2 separate regions of the Homo sapiens genome follow, and region 2 is linked to region 1. Evidence: chromatin loops called from intact Hi-C (ENCODE). Cell type or tissue: B cell. All regions are shown on one strand.

Region 1 (2,500 bases):
AACATTGAAGGATTTTAAGCAGGAGAGTGTGAGTCTGAGTTCTAGGAAACCTGTGATGATTTTGTTCAGGTGATGGCAAGGAGAAAAGAAGGGAAGCAGAAAAACAGCTCTGTGACTGTTGTAATAGTGAAAATGAGACTGTACAGCAGTATCGATGCAATAATTACTGTTTTTAACTTCAGTCGATTTTGTATCTTCCCTATGCCTAATCTGCCCAGGCATTTTCTTCCCATTCCTTCACATAGAATGCCTGGTTTCTTTGTCACTGCCTAATAAAGTCAAACTTATTATGAAAATTTTAAACCCCAGTTTCTACCTGAAGCCTTCTGTAGCCAAATTAGGTTAAAAGTACAATTACATCTCCATAAATTCTTGACAGCACTAGCTTGGCACTGATGATTTTTACTATCTTATATTTATTACATTTCCACTAACATATGCCCTGTCTTCCTAGGTATGCTGTAAATTCTTTGAAGACAGGGTGTTATGCAGTGTTTTGCTGGATATCAGTAAATGTACAATACATATTACTGTATTGATAAAACAGAGACATCAGAGTGAACAAAGTATACAGACTTTTAATATGCTTCTTAGGGCTTTTGCTATGCCTACGTGTGTTGTGAATCTGTAAAGAGGGTTTAGACCAGCAACAAGGCAACATCAGGTCTGGCCTGTACTAGCCGTTTAATACAGAATGGATAGTTAAAGAGAGAGATTGTGTACAATATTTCCCCCAAATTACTTGAGCTTAGGGAGTATAGCATTGATTGTAATGCCACATCAATAATTTAATGTCAGTAAATACTTGATTATCATTAAAACAAGATATAATTGATTACATATATATATACACCGATATATATATCGGTGTATATATATATGTAATATCTGTATATATTTGGCCTATTAGTTAAATTTTCATGTCTTTTACCATCCCCATCCCATCTAGAGCTTAAGTGTTACTTTCAGAAAACGGCATACATATAATTCTAAGATCTTTTGATTCAGTGTCACGTTTTTTTTTTTGGTACCTCTTGGAAAGATAGTTGTTAATAGGGCTCCCTCTTGTGGTACACACAGATATTGGGAAATAACTGGATCTGTGCACTTGTTGATAGATGCAAATGCAGCAGATGTGTGCTTCATAAATCATATGTATGTAAAAATTTTAAGTATTCACTTGAAAATGTGTAAGGGGATTTAATAAAGATATTTTATTGTGAATCCTGTTGGAAAGTGAACATTTGGTCCTATTAACAAGTATTTGAGTTTTTGTACTTAATTTATAGAAAGCAAGTTGATAAATATATAAATATTTTACCTTTTTTGTTTTTTAAAAAAAGCAAATGTTGGTGTCTTCTCAAATTATATTTATTGTTTCTTGATTTCAAAACTGTGTTTACTGCTTAACCACTCACATCTGGGGCCTAAACTAAGTCCTAGTGGGATAAATTTTATATACTTTCCATTCTGTGTTCTAAGTAAAGCAAAGTTAAAGATTCAAGAAGTTGAATGTGAGCAGGTGGCATCTGTTAAAAGTTTTGGCTTATTTTGTTTAACGTGCCCTAGGCCACAGTCTTTTCTTTTTTTATGCCTTGGAGTCCAAGTAAAGGGAGATTATTCCTTGTTGTTTCTTATTTTTATTTCCCTGACAAGTTCAGAGAGTGGCTGTCAGTTTTGTCCAAAAGCTTATGAAAAGGTTTCTGTTTATTTCCTTTCAGTATCATTTCATCTCCTTAAGAGCAGTTTCTGGGACTATATTCTTTTTCTGCTGGTTTCAGTAGGAGATTATGAATGGTTGTGTACTGTTTTAAGGAAAATTGTTAGTTTTATTTATTTTTCTGTGTTTAGTAAACGTTTAATACTTGAAAATGAGCCTTAGGAGAAAGATGAGGACTAATGCGATTATCAGTAATAGTTAAAATGTATCTGTTGAGTTGGATGCTTTATAGAATAAATAGTAAATTAGAAATAATCCCAGTATTTAGAATGAAATATATTCTTCTGTTGTAGAATAACAGATACCATTGGACCAACAGAAACCTCAATTGCACCAAGACAAAGACCAAAGGCCAACTCTGCTACTACTGCCACTCCCAGTGTGCTGACCATTCAAAGTTCAGCAACACCTGTTAAAGTCCTTGCTCCTGGTGAATTCGGTAACCATAGACCAAAAGGTAATAGAGCCCCGCCAACCTCATCCTCTTAAAGGTTAATGTTAATAAACCTTTCATGATTTGATTTCCTGACCTCAGGTGATCCTTAATATTGTAAAGTAGATAACATAATGCTTTCAGAAACTTTCTATTGATGTCTAATAAATTCAGTTGGTTTCTCAACAATTCAATTGTTGTAGGCAAAGGGAAGTTACTGGCAATATAAAAGTATGGTACAAAAAACTCACAATTTGCTTTGATACTATAAATACAAACTCTTATCCCTAGAGTCATCAACTAATAGGGTTTGAGGTTGGGAATAAAGTTCAACGGTATGGAAAAAG
Region 2 (2,500 bases), 200 kb before region 1:
ACTCCAGCCTGGGCAACAGAGCGAGACCTTGTCTCTAAAAAAAGAAAAAGAAAAAGAAACAAAGCTGATTTAAAAAATTGTGGGCATATTACAAACCTGCAATGTATGTGTGTGTGTGTGTGTGTGTGTGTCTGTGTGTGCATGTAAAGTACTTAGGACTTAGGACAGCACACTTAGTATTTAGCACATAATACCTAGCAATAGCTCAATGAATGGTAGCTTAACAACAATAACTAATGATATTACGACATGTTTATTTCATCACACCTTCACCATGAATAAATGTAGAGATCTAGGACCTAGTACCTCTTGCTTTCCCTTTGGTGCTGAAGCTTCACTCCACTGCTTCCCAAATCTATGTGTCCACCTAGAAATGGGTCATGGTTGCTGAATCGTAGAATAATAATACTGCAAAATTGCTAAATCTCTGAGGGGCGTGTGTGTGTATGTATGTGAGTGTCTGAGTGTGTGTGAGAGAGAGAGAGAGGGAGAGAGGGAGGGATATGGGGAAGGGAAGCAGTGCTTGTCTCTTTCTTCTTGCTAAAGACACTTCCTTAAAAATAAATACACTGGAAAATAATGACAGGAAACTTTACAAAATTAAAAGAGGATGTCAGGAAGTACAGGATGTGAGGTTGTTTTCATTTCTGTCAGTATTTTCTTATTCATATATATTTATAACTTTAAAAAGCAGAGAAGTTCACTATTTCTTCTACTTAAGATCAAATTTATATATAAAAAAAAGACCTGTGACCAAAAAAAAAAGAACCCACTTAATACTTTCTAGCTGCAATTAAGTATCTGATCTGACTACATTATTGGGCAACTGAATAGAATACTTGTCACACTCATTCTCTATTTCTAAAAAATGATGCAGGCCAGGCCCAATGACTCACACCTGTAATACCAGCAATTTGGGAGGCCGAGGTGGGAAGATTGCTTGAGGCCAGAAGTTAGAGACCAGCCTGGACAACAGAGTGAGACCCCATCTCTACAAAAATATTTGTTTAAAAATTAACAATAACAACAACAACAGCAGCAACAACAAAACGGTTGCATTCTCAGACAGTTCACGCCAATGTGGGAAGGATATAAAAGTAAAGTACCCTGAAGCAGCAATGGATAAGAAAAGCTTGGTCTTTTTTTAAAACAAAAATTTTTTTTATTATTACTTCTTTCCCAGAAGACAACTTTCAAACATAGGAACCTAGGCAAATCAACGAATGCTCAAAACTGAAAACCCACTTCCCCCTCTGAGAATAGAGGGTACAGAAATATCAGTACTTTCAATGCTTTAGCAGTCATGTGAATGGTGAGCATTCTATGTTTTTCCATATGCACAGCAAATGAGCACGCTGCTTGCAGCTTTTTCTCCATGAAATGGGGATCTGCATCCCATAGTAGTTACTGAGCAGTACAGTTCCTCTCCAACATTGAAACAGTTTATCTGCAAACAAATTTCTAAAGTTCCTATGTGGCTGGAAGCCAAAATAAAACAACTATGTTTTGCTGTCCTCTGCTTTGCTGAACAGATAGATGTAAAAGGTTGTAGGTGGGCTTCTCTTTATTACTGCACTTGACTTATTAACACCTTGAGACTCGAAGAATAAAGTGTACTTCATCTTGTAAAAGTTTATGATCTAAGTCAAACAATTCAAAAGGTCATAATTTAGCTCCATCTAAGGAACTTTAATTCAAAAAGACAGGAAGTTGCTTCATATTAAAAGTAGCCTCTTCTTTACTTCTTAATAAAATTCCCTAAGAAAATATTTATGGCAGACATATGTTATTTTCATCATTCCTTCCTTGGGGAAACCACTATTCCCTGCTTCCACATGGTTTCAGAGGGGCTGCCTATCACTGTACCCTACCCCCCTTCCAGCCACACTGGGAGCATAGGACACAGGCCTGGCCAACCCTAAAATTATCTGTTCCTGAAATTAAAATAGTGATGTTGAAATAGATATGTTTCTTTCCCCTGGGATGCTAAGCTAGGGCAAGAGATCCCAGAGCTTCCCTGTGCCATCTTCACCACCCTGCATGGAGGAGGTGGAGCAGGTCCAGCCGCAGAAGGAGAAAATGGCAGAGACAGAGGAGCAAAAGGAGAAGGAGGAGGAAGAGGAAAAGAGGGAGAATGGGGAGGAAAGAAAGAGGAAAAAGAAGGGGAAGAGTGGAAGGGGTAAGAAGAAGAAAAGAAGTGTAGTCTAACCTCCACAGAGCTATGATTGAAGCCAACTGATTCCTGAACCTCCTAGATACCTGACTCAACCAATTTCCTTCTCCATTCAAATTAGTTTTAATAATTCTGCAACGGAAACAGGAGGAACTAACAAAGTAGCTAGTGTTTGTTCATTCATTCAACAAATATGCCAGGCACTAAATAGGCATAGAGTCATGATGGGCAACATATAGTCCTTGCCCTCATTGAGCTTATAGCCTGGTTAGGGAAAAAAATATCACACACACACACACACACACACACACACACTCTATTGGAATA

Evidence for each region. Peaks named below come from ENCODE experiments on the same cell type or tissue, not always from the same donor. Only the 100,000 strongest peaks of a DNase experiment are listed, where the experiment ranks them.
Region 2: a loop joins it to region 1, with 2.6 times the contacts of the local background. A loop is called at or near these places in 2 of 110 quality-filtered maps.

Annotation. Positions count from the first base shown.
Region 1 is chr4:78,863,544-78,866,043 of GRCh38, forward strand. BMP2K (BMP2 inducible kinase) reads left to right here. Exons shown (of 16, transcript NM_198892.2): 10 at 2,014-2,177. Among named protein-coding and RNA genes, the nearest start is that of PAQR3, 75 kb to the right of the region's middle. In B cell, CTCF peaks have their summits at 1,078 (motif pointing left) and 1,277; a DNase peak (open chromatin) is centred at 1,068; H3K27ac peaks cover 813 bases.
Region 2 is chr4:78,666,638-78,669,137 of GRCh38, forward strand. All of the region lies in intron 2 of LINC01094 (long intergenic non-protein coding RNA 1094), which reads left to right. Among named protein-coding and RNA genes, the nearest start is that of LINC01094, 22 kb to the left of the region's middle. In B cell, no CTCF peak of the experiment used is centred here; a DNase peak (open chromatin) is centred at 1,364; H3K4me3 peaks cover 1,973 bases; H3K27ac peaks cover 2,308 bases.